3 separate regions of the Mus musculus genome follow, and all the other regions are linked to region 2. The links are chromatin loops, found by intact Hi-C in ENCODE. Cell type or tissue: heart. All regions are shown on one strand. Each heading gives the region's core, and the rest is flanking DNA. Links, peaks and the distances in the headings are about the cores only. Region 1 has its middle 10 kb from the start of Epas1. Region 2 holds the start of Gm52297 (a long non-coding RNA gene). Region 3 holds the start of Epas1 (endothelial PAS domain protein 1).

The links. Hi-C counts contacts between places; a loop is a spot of excess contacts. Peaks named below come from ENCODE experiments on the same cell type or tissue, not always from the same donor. Only the 100,000 strongest peaks of a DNase experiment are listed, where the experiment ranks them.
Region 1: a loop joins it to region 2, with 2.8 times the contacts of the local background. A loop is called at or near these places in 4 of 42 quality-filtered maps.
Region 3: a loop joins it to region 2, with 1.9 times the contacts of the local background. A loop is called at or near these places in 4 of 42 quality-filtered maps.

Annotation. Positions count from the first base shown.
Region 1 is chr17:86,740,461-86,747,012 of GRCm38, forward strand. No RefSeq gene overlaps it. Among named protein-coding and RNA genes, the nearest start is that of Epas1, 10 kb to the right of the region's middle. In heart, for the core only: CTCF peaks have their summits at 3,297 (motif pointing left) and 4,684 (motif pointing left); a DNase peak (open chromatin) is centred at 4,641; H3K27ac peaks cover 1,193 bases.
Region 2 is chr17:86,667,221-86,673,772 of GRCm38, forward strand. It overlaps Gm52297 (a long non-coding RNA gene), which reads left to right and starts at 2,384. Exons shown (of 3, transcript XR_003952297.1): 1 at 2,384-2,575. In heart, for the core only: no CTCF peak of the experiment used is centred there; DNase peaks (open chromatin) are centred at 2,951 and 3,741; H3K4me3 peaks cover 675 bases; H3K27ac peaks cover 2,010 bases.
Region 3 is chr17:86,750,639-86,757,190 of GRCm38, forward strand. Epas1 (endothelial PAS domain protein 1) reads left to right here and starts at 3,226. Exons shown (of 16, transcript NM_010137.3): 1 at 3,226-3,670. The coding sequence starts at 3,645. In heart, for the core only: CTCF peaks have their summits at 2,790, 2,999 and 5,742; DNase peaks (open chromatin) are centred at 2,943, 3,493, 4,783, 5,393 and 2 weaker places; H3K4me3 peaks cover 3,638 bases; H3K27ac peaks cover 3,063 bases; H3K27me3 peaks cover 233 bases.

The sequences.
Region 1 (6,552 bases), core at 524-5,523, 73 kb after region 2:
AGGAACGGAGGTCCCGTGGTGAGGTCTAGTTAGAGCAAAGCATGATGAGCTAGGTCTGATCATTCTTGGGTTTGTGATTGGCCTCCTGAATAAAGGGAGCTGTCCTTAGGGGTGCACGGTGGTCATTCAGATTAGAGTAACAAGCGGAGGAGATGACTAGGTAAAGCCAAGTCCAAAAGGAGGCTGGTTCCAACAACCTAACCTATGGTGATGTTGAGTTAGAGACAATCAGCTTTAGGTGTGATGGTTAGTTTGGTTTGTTAGTCAAACCTGAAGGGAGGGAGGAGACCGAACTCAGGAACTGTAGATTGGACAGGGATGGGCTGACCCAATAACACTGTGAAGTCTTTCACAGAGCCCATCCAATTTGTGTTAAGCATAGCACTTCCTGCTGCTAACAGCCTCTTTGTCCCAGATCTCTGGCTTGGGTCAGGCTAATTCCAGTACTTCGTCTCTCTTACTCTGATCAACACAGTGCAATATCCATTTATTTAAAAAGCCACCTCTTCGTCCTTCTCTTTACAGGTCCTATCCTAGACCTTGGGGATTCAGCGTGAACAATCCCCCTGACCATGAGGAGCTGATGATCCATTGGTTAGAGAAGCGCAGCTAACATTCAGCAAATAAATGCTTCCAGAAAGCAAAAGCCAGGCAGTGAGAGAGACTGGCCAGGACGCCTCAGGCTGGAGGAGCCGGAAGAGGCTGAAGGATAAGTAGGGGAAAGGGCAGCCTGGGCTAGGCAGGCCTGAGAAGGGGACTGGTATAAGAGAGAACAGGAGAGATTCAGGTGGCTGGGCCAGGTAAGTCCCTGGGATTGTAGCTATCTCCAGTGGGAAGCCATTGGGTGCAGCAAGCTGGGAAGTGACACACACTCATAGGAGGTCATGAGACTCTGACGACTCTGGCTGCACCATGGAGAATAGCCTGTGGCCCTGACGAGAGAAAAGCAAATAGAAGAAAACAATGCTGTAAGAGATAAGAGCCCAGGATTCCTACGTATGCTTTGTGATCGGAGATGCTCAGACATTCAGTCTAATCTACCTGTGCGGTTATCAAGTTGTAAATGGCCATTGGAAATATTTCTGTCATAGAAGCATGGTGGGGATCATGAATAGATCATGATAGAATGTTTAAAAAGTGACTTTTGCAGAACAAAGGACCATACCAGAGTAAAGGCTGTGTTTATCTGCCCTCCTCCACGAACTGGACACTTGCTAATCCAATTGGCTGACTGCAATCTGGAAGATAGTGTGAGTTAATTTCCACTGTGAACATTGTGGCTTCTAGGGAATCGCTTGTACTGTGGTTGTTTAGCTGATTTGGGTAATGAGGCCAAACTCAACGATGGGACTCCAGGGCCAGTCAGGTTCTTCTCCTCTGTCCTGAGACCAGTGATGGCTTTGAATATGGTGTCATTGGTCATCAATGACCTCACTGAAGAAATGAAGATAATTCCCTCTCTCGTCCCTCACCATGGAGGCCAGCCACTCCTAGAACAAGAAACACGGGCCATATCTGACACCAGAGACTTGCTTCAAACTACCCCATTGTCTCTTTTCTCAAAAGCAATTCGTGGGGGACTGGATGGGGTGGGGTGGGTTATAAGGACATTAGAAACCCCTCAGGAAGTGTTCAAATGTTACTTGTGCTATTGGTTTTGCTGAAGGACAACCATTCCAGTTGTCAGGGGCTTGAGAAATAAAGCCTGCAGCATGTCAGGCAAGGTCACAGTACTTAGTGTTCCTCCAGCTACGTCACCGGTGCCCAGCCCTCTGCCCTGCAGGCCAGAATGAAGTAAAGAGATTTTTGTTTAAACATATATACATATATCTAAATATACAAAACAACCAGACATTAAAACAATAATAATGATGATGATAACAACAAGAAAACAGACTCGAACCTAAAGACGCTGGTCTCAGATAGAGAACTTGCCTTGTGTGTGAGAGGCATTGCAATAAAGTAAAATTTTCAAAGCAGGGAGCCAGATACGTCTTCTGGTAAGAAGCCAAGAGAACATGCTTCAGGTAGGGGTGCGGTTTATTTTTGAGCCAAATCACCGCAGACTCTCATAGCATCCTTCTGAGGTGGGCAGTTGCATCTTCATTTGACAGACAAGGAAACTGATATTAAGAGAAGTTGGTGGAGTCAGCCAAAGTTGCCTTCATTCTAAGATGCCACCCCCCCTCTCGGTCTTCACGATTGTTTTCCTAAAGTATCTGCCATGCCTCTGTAACTCTCTTTTTTAGGAAGGCCAGTGTTCCCTACATCCTGGGAACCTCTCAGGGCAGGGAAAATGGTGGACAAACTCCACTCTAGGGGCTGATTTGCCACTCTAGACCCATGAGGAGACAAAGGAGCTAGACCCATGAGGAGACAAAGGAGCAGTCGGTCAGCAAATATTGAAGGCCGATGTGAGATCCAGCAGGATGAGAGCGATTCAAGAGTGAGACCCAGGCTTGTCTGCCCAAATGGAAGGCAATGATGGCGTACTGGCTAGTTTTGTGTCAACTTGACACAGCTGGGGTTATCACAGAGCTTCAGTTGAGGAAATGCCTACATGAGATTCAGCTGTAAGGCATTTTCTCAATTAGTGATCAAGGGGGGGGGGTAGGTCCCCTTGTGGGTGGGACCATCCCTGGGCTGGTAGTCTTGGGTTCTATAAGAGAGCAGGCTGAGCAAGCCAGTAAGAACATCCCTCCATGGCCTCTGCATCAGCTCTTGCTTCCTAACCTGCTTGAGTTCCAGTCCTGACTTCCTTTGATAATGAACAGCAGTATGGAAGTGTAAGCCGAATAAACCCTTTCCTCCCCAACTTGCTTCTTGGTCATGATGTTTGTGCAGGAATAGAAACCCTGACTGAGACAGATGGTCACAGAGGAAAGGAAGGGCCAAAGACTGAGGGCGGCAGACCCCAGGGCTTCCAGGCACAGAGGGAAGATGGGCAGTACATTTGATTCAGCCACCACCTCCATCCAAAAGGTGGCCTGACCTCTTCCTCTCCTGGCTCCTGATCCCACTGGAGCTTGGCAGAAGTGGAGACCAGGGTCACTGGATATGCTCAACACAGCCAGCCTGTGGGTCAGATCTGTGCAGGTGATTCAGGCTCAAGCCACAAGCCCCCTGGTCCATTTCTTCTCTAGAGCTGGTGCTCAGAGAGTGACTGAGACCGGCTAGGGCCTGGGAGACGACATCTTAGCCAGCAGAAGGGGTTTCTTTCTAGGTGAGGAGAGGTCTTGGCAGCAAAGAGAAAACCACAGGAGGATAGAGTTCGATACTGCACAGCACCCTCTAATGGCGGGGCTGGGGTGACGCTTCCACTGGGGTGACAAAGTGACTAGGAGTCAGACCAGGAGGGAAGGAGAGAGAGATAGCAGAAAAACCAGCTGTTCCTGTCAGGTAAGTCACCGTGTCTGCATCTCTGTCAACCCTACCTTAAAAATATAACCAGAGGCTTACCATGACAGAGCAGAAAGAGGCCCTTCCCAATGCTTACAAAACCCTTAATAAAAAACTGATATTAAATTATCTTTTAAAAATACTAAGTTCGGGGTTTATTTTTCTGAGTCATGGTTTCTTGTATCCCAGGTTGGCCTTGAAACTGCCTAACAGTTTTATGGCTTTGTACTTGGGATCTTCCTGCCTCCACCTCCCTGTGTTGGGATCACAAGTGTGTGCCATCTCCCCAGGGATCACAGGGTGCTGGAGGCTGCACAGAGGCCTCAGGGATTCGAGGCCATCACTCTCCTAACTAACCACACGCTGAGCCCCCCAGCTAAGATTTTATTTTTGTTTATTTATTTGTCTTGGGTTGTTGGTTTGTTTGTTTTCAGGTAAGTCTTTAGCCTGTAGCCCTTGTTGGCCTGAAAAATCACTGTGTAGGCTAGGCTGGACTGGAACTCACACAAAACCATCTGCCACTACCTCCCAAGTGCTGTGATTAAAGGTGTTCACAGCCATGTCTGGTCCACCAGCTAAGTCTTTACATCTATTGAACTAGTGTAACTTTGGTATATGAGACTGACAGGGAGAGAGAGAGAGAGAGAGAGAGAAAGAGACTTCCTCGGTTCCTTCCCAGAGTCCTCTGTCTTCTTCAGACTCTGCCTTTGAAAACTTGTTATGGGAGTTTGATACATGATCCCACCGGGAGACGTGAGCGAAGAAGACCCAGGATTGTCATGAGTTTGAGACCAGCCTACAGGACAGGATAAAGAGTCTGTCTCAGAAAAGCAAATTATGGTGCGAGAAACCTGAGGACAGAGGAGCAACATGCTCACATTTGTGGTATAAAGTGCCGTGGGACTGGTGCTCCGAGTCTGTGATGTTTTCTTTTAGATGAGAAAGCTGGGACTTGGACATGGTTGTGAGAACTTGAGTCTGAAGTGGAGGCAGAGCGCGGGCTCCATGGACTTCTAGGCTAAAGGGGGAAGATGGGTGTGTACGGTGCTTCAGTCACTCAGTGCCTCGGCCTTTCCAGGCTTGAATCTGCCCAGCTGAATCTTGCACTTTCCAGTCTTTCCAGCCCTTACCATTTCCTCCACACTGTACAAGGCGGACTGACTTCCTTTCAGTTCAGCAGGAACAGCGATTTCAGAACAGCAGGGAGAGGGAACTCTTTCTCCCAGCTCTTTCTCTTACACATTTCTCTGGCCAGTCCCTGACTCCACGCCCACCCTAGTGCCACCAGGAGGCCCAGCATGGAGCCCTGTCAGCGGTACTAACCTGGGACTTAGACCACAAAAGCTGGCTGAGAACACAATACCTAGCTAGCTGTCTCTCCCGCCCCAGTTCTTTGTACACAGAAGCCTGATGAGCTCTGCTGTCTCCCATGGGGAAAAAGTCCTGGACAATGCTTCCTTATCTGTGTGATCGGCAAAGTTGTAAATGGTGTGCTTACTTACTGACACCTTTAAACTCAGTAGAAACTTCTGGAGATACAAAAGATATTCACTGGGAAGGAGGAAGAAGGAAAGAGCACAAAGAGGGGAAAGGAGGTGGGGGAAAGAAATTCATAGAGAGGGCAGATCAGGGTGTGTGTACCCCGGGTGTGACGCTTGATAAAAACTTAGCGCATTCCAGGATCCCCTGCTGTCTCTTCTCCCGGCCCTCGCCGTCCACCCCTGCACAGTCTCTTGAGGAGTTGAACTGTGGAGACACTTGGATTTGCCTTTGACCCACTTAACACCCCTAAGACGCCATAGCCAAGTGCCTGAGCTCAGGGCCAGGAGTGCACGCTCGGTGGCAGAAACTGGTGCTGTGCTCAGAGTGCTTGGCCTTCAGAGGGTCTAGAACTCACGAGACCTTCCCTCTGGTGTGAATGCCTAGTGTGTATAACGCCAGGGGAAAGAGAACAGAAATGGGTTTGTAAAACCTGTGCTGAACAAGAAGGATAGACTTTCCTCTTGAAGGTCATAGAGCTGAGTTCCTGGTTAGCTGAGAAAGGAGCCGCAGGCCCGAGGCCAGCCGTACTCTGGCTGCTACATGTCAATCAAAGGAATGCTCACTTAGGTGTCACCACAAAATTATCAGGAACAGATCCAAGTGGGGAAAGCTAAGAGTTTTGTCCAACTCACATTTAGCGTAAGTGTAACTACACATCACTGTCTTTGCTCTGGTAGCCACTGGCCTGAATGTCCTGATCAGCAAAAGCTGGAGATCGGGAAGGGCAATCAATATCAGACTGCCAAAGGTTTGTCTTGCTTCCGGAGGGCTGATCCTTAGCTTTGAATCTGAATGAAAAGACTCAGGGGTCATCCTCTGCCCAGGACGCTCTTCTTCAGCTTCTCTCACTGGGAAACTCCTTGTCACCTGTCAAGGTCCAGCCAACATGTCACCTTTCTGAAGGCTTTGCCTGGCTTCTTTCTCCCTCTCCTATGTCTGATCAGCATGTGCCATCCTGAGCTCTCAGAAAGCAGCCTTTTTAACTGTCTTTTTTTTTTGAGACAGGGTTTCTCTGTGTAGCCCTGGCTGTCCTGGAACTCACTCTGAGACCAGGATGGCCTCGAACTCAAAAATCCGCCTGCCTCTGCCTCCCGAGTGCTGGGATTAAAGGCATGCGCCACTACGCCCAGCTTTAACTCTGTCTTAACACATCTCCTACAACAAACTGTGAGGTTTAGCAGGTACAGTTAGAGGTTGTTCATCTCTCTTAGGTGAGTGTCAGCCTCAGTGATGAGCGTGGGCTGAACACTTAGGGGCGGAGATATAAAGAAGAAAAGAAGAGATAAATTAATTAAGCAAAGATTCACACAAATACAGTCAGCTAGAATAATGAATGCCTCAACAGAATTTGAAGGGAAGATTAGGAATACTGTGTTGTGTCCACACCATCGTTTGATTAGTTTTTAAATGAACTGTGAATTCTTAATAGGTAAAATTAGCTCAAATCATCAATGGATTTTTCCCCAGTGTTTTTATAATTGTGGCTCTCATTATTCTTTAAAGCCTTGATATATGAATGTCACTCTGTAATACATAGATATACAATGAACTCTGAACTGTCTGTCCTGGAGTTAAGTGCTTAGAGTATTGTCTCTAACGTGTTTTTAGGCC
Region 2 (6,552 bases), core at 992-5,991:
AACTAACTGCAGTAAGGTGTTGCAGCGCTAGGAGGATGGTGAACCACTGAGCTAGGTATTACCGACAAAGGAACCTCTGCCCTTACAGGCTTATGTGGGGATGGTGTGTAGGCAGACTAGATCAAGCAATAAATATCAGCATTAAGTAAAATTGTGTAAGTAAAAGTAATAAATGATGGAATATGTTAGAAAATCCAACCTGTCTGAATATTTAAGCAATGGTATCAATAGCCTGCTTAAACGTTTTTAGGTTATAAATCAAACTATTTGTTAAATGCAATGTGTCCTAGCTTTTTGCCTTGAAAAATACATGTTCCTAACAACCTGGAATACCGGGCTTGAATTTTGAATATGTATCTAGATTCCTACTAGTTCCCAGGGATGCTATTGATGGTGGCTGTAGGTCCCTCTTTCCCACAACCAGCTATGACTCACACACTAGGATACTACAGTTTCCAAGTCCAGGATCAAGGGCGTGAGTCTGGGGGTTGGGTCACATTGGGAAAGACAAAATCTGTGCGAGCAAATACAGTAGACTCTGAAAACACACACACACACACACACACACACACACACATCCTGATCTAAACTCCCTCTGTCCTCCTCCGTCTCCCCTCTTTCTTCCCTCTTCCTTTCCCTCCTCCTCCTCTTGGAGTCAGGGTCTCTCTATGGACCTCTGGCTGTCCTGAAACTCTCTATGTAGAATGGGCTGCCCTTTTTTCTTTTAGCAGCCTCCATACAGATTTCTGTAAGAAACTGACTTCCATTCTCAGCAGCAATAGATAAGCTTCCTTCCCCTACATCTTGCGGCATTTGTTGTTTCCTTCTTGCGGTTGGTTTTGTTTGGGGGTAGGGACTGGATCTGTTACATAGCTTCCTGCCTCCTTGTTTTCTTGCGGATAGCCATTCTTATTAGAATGAACTGGAGTCCTAGTGGGGTTCTAATTTGCATTTCCTTTACAATTAAGGCGATGCATTTTCCTTGTATTTATTGAGCATTTGTATTTTTCCCCACTACTTATGTATGTGTGCCCATACACGCTATGTGTATGGAAGTCAGAGGTCAACTTTCAGAAACTGGCTCTCTCTGTCCACCATGGAAGTCCTGGGTATTGAACTCAGCTCCATCAGGCTTGACAGCAAGCTCCTTTGTCTGTGGAGTCAGATCATCAGTCCCATTTGCATTTCTTTTGAGAAATGTCCATTCAATTCATTTGCTCAGCTATTCATTAAGTTGTCTGGGGTTTTAGTTTTTGAATTCTCTGTACATTATACGTACTTATCCTTTGTCAAATACATAGTTGACAAAGCATTTTCTCCCCTTCCACGGGCAGTATCCCCACTGAGCCGATGGCTTCCTTGGCTGTGTAGTCTTTGTATTGCATGCAATCTCCCGTTTTAGTTCTTGCAATGACTCCTGAGTTATTTCCATTCTCTTCCTTTTGTCTACCTATACCATAGCGTGCTTTTCCTCCTGAGCAGAGGTTCTCACCCTTCCCAATGCTGCGACCCTTTAACACAGTTCTTCATGCTGTGGTGACCCCCACCCCCAACCATAACATTATTTTCATTGCTGTTGCTACTTCATAACTGTAATTCTGCTACAGTTAGGAATTGCAATGTCAGTATCCGCTGTGCAGGTTATCTGATACACAACTCAGGACGGGCGGGGTTCCAACCCACAGGTTGAGGACCACTGTCGGCAGTTTCAATCATTCAGGTTTTAGAATGAGGTTTCTAAACCATTTTGAGTTGATGCTGTCTCGAGGGGCTGGGGGCTAGCATCTGGGCCCGCTCTTGGGTAGTGCCTTGCTGGTCTTTCCAGTGCTGTCTGCTGAAGAGACTCTTTCCCTAGTGTGTGTGCTCTGATGACCTTTGCCGACAACCAGGTGTGTCGCTGGGGTTTGCGTCTAGTTCTAGCCCAATGCTCTACACGTACCATGTGAGTTTATTTCTGTGATTCTGGTGGTGGCGACATCTCCAGCGCTCCTGCTTTGTGCTTCCATCTGAGTATTAGAATTGGTTTCTTAGTTATTTCTTTTTCTATTTTTCTAAGCTACCTTGTTTTTTTCTTTTCTTTTCTTTTCTTTTCTTTTCCTTTCTTTCTTTCTTTCTTTCTTTCTTTTTTGTATTTTTTAAATTTTAAGTTATGTTGTTAAGGGTGCCTGAATGTACCTCTGTGTACCACATGCTCATGGTAGCTGTGGAGGGCAGAAAACGGTAACTGGGTCACCTAAAACTGCCAGGTGGTGATGGGAAGTAACCCTGGGTCTTCTAGAAAAGCAGCCAGTGCTCCCACCCACTGAGACAACTCTCCAGTCTCTGGCCCGTTTTTTCTGAAGGAGCTTTCTTGCAGGAACATGCTAATCCAGGGTCATAGGGCCTGGGCTGGGTCAGTGTTCGAGTCTACACATGCACTAACAGATGTTCTTGTTATTTCCAGACTTACCAAGCCTAGCTCACTCTCAGTTTATTGCTCTGTGAAAGAAAGGTAAAAGGAAGAAAAAGGTGATGGAGAAAAAGAAGGGCTTGCAAAGGAAGAGAAAGACGAAGAAAGCAGAGGCCATGGCCAGAGGTAGGCTGTTCACCGCTCCGGCGAGCTGAGGACCTCGGCAAAGTCGCTGACCCAGTGCCTGAAGCTGCTAGGTAGCTCGGAGTAGATTCATCTTCCACTAGAGCCTTGTCCCTGAGAAGCGGGCCCCAGAACAGGCTCCACGGGGTGCTTCCTCCTCAATCTCCTTCAGAATCTTCCCTCTTGGCCAAGGTCAGTGCCATTAAACTTGGGGCTATGAGACTTGGTCTCATCTGGCCAACATCCCTCCAAATCTATGAAGTTTTCCACTCTCTCATTCATCCACATTCTATGAGAAACTTGGGAAGAGAAATTGCCTGAAGCTGACCCAGGTGGCTAAAGCCGGGTGGGTGGGGCCGACAGGAAACTCCACCCTCTCAGTTGATTAACCCAGGAGGCTTGAGCTGAACTGCCATTGAGTGGAGGGTGGAGGCTTCCTTCAGTGACCCTGTAGGGGTGAGAAAGTAGCCAGGACCCTGAGGTGTCAATTGCGCCAACTAAGGAGTGTGATTTTTGACGACTGGGGACCCCAGCATGTGCTTGGAAATCCATCTATCTGCATCTTTTCCTATGGTTCTGGTTCCTGTTCCATCAGGGAAGCGATCGTTAGAGCCTCATTTCGGCCTCCTGTTGTAGAAATGATGGCACTCAGAAGGCAGGAAACTAAGCAACACAGCCTGTGTGGTAGTGGGGTACAGATCCGCATACTTGAGTCTGGGGCCGGTTGGGGCAGAAGACCTTGGCGTCATCTGCAGTGGTGAACTACATACAGTTGAGACTTAGACTAGCGCTGCGGTCCCACACAAACGCAAAGCCAGGACACGAGACAAAGGCGTCTGGGGTTTTTTTTTCCGTCTTTCCTAACCTTCTTCCCATGCCACCACGGAGCAGGGTCCAGAGAGCTGGCCCCTAAGTCCAACAAAGCCTGCGTCCTCTACCCAGACACCCCGCCCACCTCTAAAAAAGAAAAAAAGAAAGAAAGAATCCATCCCTACGGACTATTCCGAGCAGGAAGCCCTTTTCAGTTCACTGGAAAACAGGAAATGCCTCCAAAGGTCTGAAACCTTTTCAGTGGCTGTGCCCCTCATGCAGGGTCTGTGCCCCCAGCCAGCTGCTGCAGACAATCTGAAAGCAGAACCTCCTGGCCCCCCAGCCCTGAGAGTATGTGATCCTTGCTGTCTGTCACTCTGGAATTCGCTGCCCTCTAGAATCGTCTCTGGTCGTCATCCCTACTCAGCATATCAGATGATCTCAAGAGGGGGGAGGTTGCTCTAGGTTCCAGGAATGCTACACAAATCACCAGATAAGCCAGTTGGCTTCACACGAGTTAAACACTGGTGAGAATGAAAACCTCACTAGGTCAGACTGAGTTCTACACGGGACCCCAAGATTGGCTGACCTCCAGTAAAGAAAGACAGACTTCCTAGCACCGTCTACGGCTGCCTTCTCCTTTCTGCAGATTGACCCCTCTCAGTTTGACCTTGTAGAAAACTAACCTTTAATTCTTGCAACTGAACAGCAGCCAGAGGCCAAGCTTGGGCACTTGATGGCCTCTTCAGGCTTCTACAGAGCAAGGGGTGCAGGCCCAAGGCAATCCTCGGAGCTGCCCAGGTCAGGGAATGGGAACATAAGCCCAGCCTGAGGCCATGCCTAGTCTCTACTTCCCTGATTGTCTTGGGTTAATGTCCTCATCTCTAGCCTGTGGTTCCTCTCCTAAAGGATAATACGCTACACAGTCCCCAGGTTGCCATCCATAGTGGTCGCGCCAAGTGGGTAAAGACAGAAGTAGTGCTGCTTATTCTGGGCTTAGTGCTAGTTCTGAGAGGACATGATAGATAGGTACCAAATCCTCAGCCTGCCAGATGGGGTTAAAGGAATTCCTTCTATTTGAAAGTAATTTCTCTGGTTCTACCACATACTGTGGGACCCTGTATGATCCTTACAGGGCAGACATACACGCAGGCTAAAAAAACAGGATCTCATCTGGCTGTGTGGCAACCCAAACGTCAGAAGAAATGAGGTTTACAATGAAGTCCATCCAAGGCCAAGTCTAGATGCAGTAAGTTTACAGGTTATTTCTCTGACAAACACGGGGGATGGGATGGGTTAGATGAGGGAAGAGACCATGCCCTAGGTACCCATTCCACTAGGCACCCTTTACTACTAACTGCACACGACCTGCAAGCCCTCCATGAGGGAGCAGCAGGCACTGTCCCCTGGGTATTGACACTGAGCACCTTTGCTGGTTATGGCTAGTCCTTCACTGGTCCTTCCCTGCATCTACTGAGAGGAGGAGCTGAGGGAAGAAGTGGGTGCCTATTGGATCAAACCTACTTATGAAGGTTGAGTTAGAACCAGAGGAACAACCCTCCAAGTGAGGTCTGAGGACTCCTAGGGTCTCCCACGTGCCGTCTACAGTACTGTGAAATCACCCTGATATGTACCATCTCCAAACAAGAATTATGGGTCCAACAATATCCCAATGACTCAGGACTTGTGGCTTAGCAGAGGTCACAGGCCTCTTGTGGCTTCTGTCACCTGAGCTTCAGGATCTTTGAAAGCTCAGCCAGGGAAAGATCTGGAAAGATGACACAAATGACACCAGACCACATGTGGTCCCCAAGACACTGTCCTTGGTGGAAGATGCCAAGAGCAGTGAGTATGTCTCTCTCTCTCTCTCTCTCTCTCTCTCTCTCTCTGTGTGTGTGTGTGTGTGTGTGTGTGTGTGTGTGTGTGTGTGTGTGTGTGCGCACTACTGTTTATGCTTGGGTTAAAACTCACAGCTCTTCTATTGCTGAATTTGGCTGACTGGAGAGGCTTCTGTTCCTCCCTGGAACCAAGCAGAGACATTTTTGGATCCTTCTCAGTGGGGGTTATCTGTAGTGCAGCCTAGAACAGGCTATCACACTGCGAGCTAAAGGGAAGACAGGGCACAGTAAGAGTGGAAGCCACAGTCCTCTTGTGACTTAGCCCTCAAATTGGCATCCTATCAAGTAAGTCACTTAGGGGAGGGAATTCCTGGGAAATAATTTGGAGGAATCTAGGAAGACCTCTCTTTCTCAACTCTGTCTCACATCTCTATAACCCTGGATTGTTGTTGTTGTCGTCTTCTTCTTCTTCTTCTTCTTCTTCTTCTTCTTCTTCTTCTTCTTCTTCTTCTTCTTCTTCTTCTTCCTCCCCCTCCTCCTCTTCTTCTTCTTCTCCTCCTTCCTCTTCTTCCTCTCCTTCTCCTTCTGCTCCTTCTTCTTCTCCTTCTTCTTCCTCTTCTTCTTCATCATCTTCTTCATCTTCTTCTTCCTCTTCATCTTCCTCTTCTTCTTCTCCTTCTCCTCCTTCTCCTTCTCCTCCTTCCTCTTCTTCCTCTCCTCCTTCTCCTCCTTCTTCTCCTTCTTCTTCCTCTTCCTCCTCCTCCTCCTCCTCCTCCTCCTCTTCTTCTTCTTCTTCTTCTTCTTTTCTTCTTCTTCTTCTTCTTCCTCTTCTTCCTCTTCTTCCCCTTCCTCTTCCCCTTCTTCCCCTTCCCTTCTTCCCCTTCCTCTTCTTCTTTCTGGCCCATGGTTTGAGAGCTTTCTTTTTTTATTAGATACTTTCTTTATTTACATTTCAATTATTACCCCCTTTCCTGGTTCCCCCATCTGAAAACCCCTATTCCATTCCCCACCCCCACTAACCACCCCATATACTCCTGCTTCCATGTAAGGACACATGCTCCACTATGTTTACAGCGGCCTTATTTATAATAGCCAGAAGCTAGAAAGAACCCAGATGTCCCTCAACAGAGGAATGAATACAGAAAATGTGGTACATTTACACAATGGAATACTACTCAGCTATTAAAAACAATGAATTCATGAAATTCTGAGGCAAATGGGTGGAACTAGAAAATATCATCCTGAGTGAGGTAACCCAGTCACAAAAAAAACACACATGGTGTGCACTCACTGATAAGTGGATATTAGCCCAGAAGCTCAGAATACCCAAGA
Region 3 (6,552 bases), core at 774-5,773, 83 kb after region 2:
GGGGGCCATGCCTGTCACTCTGATGGGGACTACTGAGTCACCCTTCTCCCACCTTTCTGCTGCATCCCAAGTGCCAGCTTTCTGTAGCTCTGGAGGTTAACCCATTACCAATAGCACATCCTTCTAATGGGATACACTACAAAGATGGGAGGGGCACTAAAGTCTCGGGCTCACCTCCCCCTCCTCCTCCCCTTTTTTGAGACTAGGTATCACTGTGTAGCTCTGGCTGTTCTGAACCCCCCTCTGTAGACCAGGCTGGCCTAGAACTCACAGAGATCTGCCTGTCTCTGCCTCTCAGGTTCTGGGATTAAAGGTGTGGGCCAGCAGTGCCTGGCCAGTCTCATCTCTTAGTAAAATAGCTAGGCAAACATTCCTTTGATGTCACAGTCTTTGCAGTACCTCAGAGGGCTGAGACACGCGGGTGAGGAGACTTTCTAGGAGATGTGTGATCTGTGTACCCCCTTCCCCCGCTTTAAGCAGCATGAGAGTTTGACTTTAAGATGCCTTCTGCTGCTATGTGAGCCTAACACAGATGCTTCCAGAGACACTCATGTAAAGCTAAGGTCTTAGCCCCTCCCAAACCGTACCATCTTTATTCGGAGCTGCCCCCCTTTAGTTTTCCATGGAGGCCAAGACCTCAAAGAAGTCTATGTCTGGCTTACATGCTCAGCTCCTTACAAAGACTGCTGACACCATGTCTTCTCTGGAAGACATCTTAAGAGGTCTTTAGGCCACCTGGCTCTGCTCTATGCAAGTCTGTGTCTAGTCCTGGGAATCTTCGAGGCGCACTTAATTTGTAGGTTAGGAAGAGGGGATGCAACTAACATAGGGAAAGTTGAAGTATTCTTGAGTGACCTCTTACACCTCTCCCCTCCATCTCCCCCAAAGTGGGTTTCCCTGTATAACCCTGGCTGACTAGGAACTTTTTTTTTTTTTTTTTTTTTTTTTTTGTAACCCAGGCTGGCCCGTGTTGGGGGATGGTCTTGCGCTGTGTATTCTGATGCTGATTTCCACGCCAGGACAACTGGTTGCAGTCGGGACTTGGCGTGGTCAAGCATCTCCGGTCTTGATGTTATGCAAAAATTGTTTTCCCTCAGGACTGGAACTCTGCGGTCTGCCTGCCTCTGCCTCTTGAATGCTGGGATTAAGGGTGTGAGCCAGTATGTCCGACCAGAACCCCTACTTTAGAAGTAACTGTGAATTAGGGATTGAATCCAGGGCCCTTATCTTTCCTCTTAAAAATCAAAAACTTCTCAAACGAATTTCATAACCTCAAGGCTATTGAAATGTTCCCTGCGGGTTACAGGTATCGCCCAGTCACCTGTCAAGTACAGCTCAAATCCAGCAGAAGCTCTGGTGAAAAACAATGTCTGGGGCCTTGAAGCTGTCGAAGTGCTTAAGGTTTTTTATTGTCTGGTCTTTCCCTCCCTCCCTCCCTCCCTCCCTCCCTCCCTCCCTCCCTCCATTCCAATCTCAAGAGAATATATAAAATAAAGCAAACAAAATATGTTTATATTTTATTACTACTGTGTCTACCAATTTGAATTTCTTATTATTAAGACCCAGGGTGTCTGGATGTAGAAATGTCATAGGAAATCATCCACCAGCCTCCAAGAGTGAAAAGGGTCTGGTCTTTGAAATCACCCTCAGGTGTGTCAACTGATTTCCAAGTGCTCAAGCACTCATTCTTTCAGATACCTCCCCAAGACTTTCAAAAAGTATCCACCTTCTTCATGCTTAAACAAACTTAAAAATCGCCCCCACCCCAAGACACAGTCACACACACAGTCTCTGGTTATAATTTTACTAGGAAACTTGTGTTTAAGAATAGTTCGGGAAGCACAAACTTTAGATACCAGGGCAGCCCAATTTGAGGGACCGTGCTTTCTCCGCAATTCACAACTATGGAGCCCGTTGGCTCTTTCCCTAGCCTTCAAAAATCCATGGCTGCCCTTCTTCCTTCTGGAGATTTTCCTGCAGAAGTAGGAAATGGGAAAGTGTCTAAGATCAAAGCAGGAGTGGGCATCTCACAGGTGGAAAGGCCAAAGAACCCTCTGACTGCCTAGGGAAGAGGAGACTTCATAACACCACGTCCTGCAGTTGGCTGTATCCTTCGAACCCCGGAAGAGCACATCCAGTGATTTGGGAACACGCTATCAACACATCCCAACATCACACTCAGGAACTCTCTGGGGAGCCCACGGTGATACTGGGGTATTGAGAGCGGGCAGAGGCCTGAGGGAGCTCCAAGGCTCTCCTCTCAGGCATACACTTAAACCTAACAGTCTACCACGAGCACCTCAAAACCCACAAACCGGTTGAGGAAGACACAGGCAGGAGCAACCCTAGATCATTTTTGTCCCAGTTTCTCCCACAACTTTCTGCCACTCGGGACTCAGAAGTCAAGGTCAGTTTGGCCAAAGAGAGCGCACCTCCAAGGCAGACAAGAACAAGAGCCGACAGGGTCCTGGGGATCATTACCGCCGGCCGAAGGGAGCCAAGTGGATGGTTTAGGGGACTATAGCAGCACCCGGAAGCGGGGGGGGGGGGGGTTGGCTGGGCGCTCGCTGCACGCCCTAGCTGCGCTCGCGATCTCCGACCCAGCGCTCCTGCCCTAGCCTAGCTCTTAGGGGAAAAGTGAGGCTGAAAGGACACTGGCGCAAAGGCATACTCCGAACTTGGGTAGCAGATCCCCGCCATTACTCAGTCCTGCGCTAACTGCGCTTCCATTTGGAGTCCCATATAGTTACTCGCCACCAGCGACCTCAAAAACAAGTCGCAGTTCTGCGGAAGGAGGAGGAAGGGCAGGCGGGCGCCCGAGGAGCGCAGCTCCAGAGAAAGGGGAGGGACGGGGTCAGGGCAGAGGCTGTGGCCGCGCCTCCCTATTGGCCGGGACACGGTGGGAAGTCGGGGCAGGCAGCCAGCGTGCGGGGCGGGGCTTCTCTGGAGCCCCGCCCCCGGCCCGCCCCCAGCCCGATGTCCCACTCCCGCGCCCCTCGCGCCCTCCCGCGGGCGGGCCGTCCGAGTTTTTAAAGTGGGCTGACAGCCGAGGAGGCCGGACATTCGAGAGCGGCCGGTGTACAGCTCCGGAGTCCGCAGCGCTCCGCTCCAGCTCTCCTGAGGCGGCCGTACAATCCTCGGCAGTGTCCTGAGACTGTATGGTCATCTCAGCGGCCGCACTCGCTTGCCCCCGGATTTTTTTCCAACTTGCTCTCTTCGAGCCATTTTTTTTTCTTTTTTTCTTTTTCTTTTTTTCTTTTTCTTTTTTGGTTGGTTGGTTTTGATTTGTCAGATCCCAGAAAAGTGACTCCTGTTCGGGGCTAAACGGAACTCCAGGTCCCTTGTCGCTGCTCTCTCTCTCTTTTGGCGTCTTACAACCTCCTCCCACTCCTTTCCCCGGCCCCGCCTCCTCCTGCAGGTTCCTCCCCGTCACCCCCCTCCTCCCTCCTCCTCCTCCGCACCTAGCCAGCCCTCTGCAAACTTCCACCTGATTGAGCGGGACTCTCGGACCTGCGAGCACTAAAGACCTTTCACACCTGCCCGGGCGACAGAGAGCTGCGGAGGGCCACAGCAAAGAGAGCGGCTGCAGCCCCTACGGGGTTAAGGAACCCAGGTGCTCCGGGTCTCGGAGGGCCACGGCGACAATGACAGCTGACAAGGAGAAAAAAAGGTAAGCGGGAGTCAAAGCTGGCGACCGACTTGGTCCCAGGCATTGGCGGAACTGCGCGTGGCGGGCGCGACCCGGGGCAGTCGGGAGAGGGGTGCGAGAGTTCTCGGAGGCTGGAGGACCGCTGTTGAGGGGCTTTGAGTAAGCGAGTCGGTGATGCCTTTAGGGACAAGGAGCTGCGGTGTCGCAGTAGAGTTGCAAAGCGGATAGTTCCGAGACCTTGAGACACGGAGAGATGGCCCTGGAGGTCAGGGGTGCTTCCGCGGCGCCTTCCAAAGTCTGTCGTCCCTGGAGCACCAAGCTTCCCTAGCGAGTGTTTTGAAATGTTTCTGGGCTGATGCCCTCGACTCTTAGGGTTTCCATGCTGGAGCAGTAGACACGCCTTTCTTTTCCTAAGACCCTCTAGGTCTTTCCGAGAGCGTTCCTATGCGGGCTTTGCGCCCCAAACTAGCATGGAACAGAGGGCAAAGCGCAACTCTGGGGTGCGCCCTGACCGAGAAGCCGGAACACTGTCAAGGGTCCTGCTCCAGACGGCACCCAAGTTTGTTCAACCCCCTTAACCTTACCCTACACCTAGACTCCGGCAGAGAGTGGGGAGTGAGTGACCTGGATTGCCCTGCGGGGGCAGGTGCTCTAGTGTGCAGAGAGAAGACCGTGACACCCGGCGGCTCCGAGTGTCTGATTCTTAAGACGAAGGGCAGCCACGAAGGTTTGTCCTCGCGAACCTTTCGGCACTGGGTGAGAGGCAACTCGGGGCAACTCGCGCTGCCCTCGAGCCTCCTTCAATCCGCCCCGCATCTGGTGACTTGACACCCAGCTCTAGGAGCTGAGGTGGGAACACACTGTGACCCCGCCGCAGACCTGGGTACATTCTCGTCGCCTGCAAAAGTTTATAGCTGGCCGCCTGGCACTTTGCTCCTGTTTCGATCGGTGCGTGCCGTGGGTTAGAGCTTCCAGCACTGCGCTCCGTGGCGACTTAGCTGGGGTGTCCGGAATGGTACGCGTGACCGCAGAATGGCGCGAGCTGCCAGAGATCCGTGGCCAGACTGGAAAAGACTGGCGGTGAGGACCCAGCCCCGAGCAAACGGGCTTTTTGTTTGGGCTTCCACTTAGGGACATGAGCCAGGAACTGTGTATCCTCTGGTCGAAAGCTGCAGCTCCCACCTCAGGGCACCGATAAGGAGTTGATAAACTCCAGCGAATCGCACCCGTCCTGGCCCGGCGCCCGCGCCCTGCGCTGGCGGATCTCTAGAGGGGGAAGGTATTGAGTCCGGTTCTAGATTCCCCATTATCGCCCACCAAACAACTCTGAGGTTCTGTGTACTTTGAGGGTAGAGAAGGAGAAGCAAGAGAGAGAGAGAGAAAAAAAAAGACTAAGATTCTAGCTCAAACTGTAAAACCAGCCAGAGGGTAATCACAAACCATCAAAACCGCGAAGTTGGACAGCAGAGTAGCCAGGAGCACTTATTGAACACTTTATTACTGCCTTGTCTATGGGTGACTGTCGCGTTTGTCCGAGATGAGACCTGACAGTAATCAGTGTCAAGTGTCATCTTGCTCTTAGGTCTATCAATCCTTGGGAGAGTCAGGGATCAGTGGGGAAAGCTATTTCCATACCCAGCTTGCAGAGACTCTTTGCCGAGGGCTGGCAGGGAGTATAGTCAGAGCCTAGAAGAACGTTGCATAATGACACTACAAATTATCCACAACAGCGGCCACTTTAAGAACCAGTGTGACACAGACTGTGAACCTCCTAGGAATCTTCGGCCTGTAGTGCAGTGCCCCAGTGGTAGCCAGGCCCGCAGGGTGTGTGTGTGTGTGTGTGTCCAAAAAACAGGGCAAGCAGTGTAGGTTCAGTGTAGGTTCAGACTTCCAAAGCCTGTTAGGATAGTGGTTTTGAGATTCTGGTTAAATTGACTGACTTCTTGGGGGCATCAATATGTAGTTGAAAATTGTGAAGCAGGGCATCAAAAGTTAATGTCCCTTAAATGGCTGCCCAGAGCTTTCCAGAGCGCTTCAGGAAATCAATGTGAGCAGCAAGGGTTCCCGGATTGGTGATACCACCCACTAGTGGTTCAAGGGCCGGTTCTTCTCCAGGGCATAACTGAGCATTTGTATGGTTCCTTCTGGAAACAGCCCTTCCAGAGGCCAGAAGGCTTGTTTTAGTCCCAAACATCCTTGTGTGGGTGGATATATTCCTTCATGATAGTCAGGAGCCAGTCTTTTATTTGTTGGCTGGTTAGCAGACTGGGGGAGCCACAGCAAGCTCTCTTGGAGTTCTCATCAACCCAGCAGGATTCCTGATTCTAGGAAGAGCCAAGTGTGGATGCTCTCAAGTGGGGATTTGTAGAACAATTAAGATAAATGGAAGTGAGGTCTTTGGGTGGCCAGGAATCCAAGTCCAGGCACAAAGCTAGACTCTGGGTCCAAGTACCTTTCAGGAGTGCTTCTGGTATTTGGTGCCAGGGCAAAGATGGGCAAGGAATTGGAGATAGCTGGACCTTCAAGTTTTCTAACTGTGGCTGGCTTCTGATGGCAGCAGATTTAATTGTTCCTCTGTTAAAATAAACCCAAGGTCCATCAGTTTTCCCAGCCGAGGAGACAATGCTGGCTGGGCTTCTTGAGTGAAGCTTATCTCCTAACTAGTGTTCCTTCAACATTTGACAACAGTCTAACCTGGTAGAGCAGTGCTGTACGACACTATCAGCCTGGCATTTAAACTGTACTAAAGATGACTTTCTTAGAGTTTTGGTTTTTTTGTTTTGTTTTGTTTTTTGGGTTTTTTTTTTTTTTTTTGGTTTTTTGTTGTTGTTTTGGTTTTTTGTTGTTGTTGTTTTTTTCAGTTTTATTGTGAGGCTTGAAGATTATTTTATAAGCAAGTATGA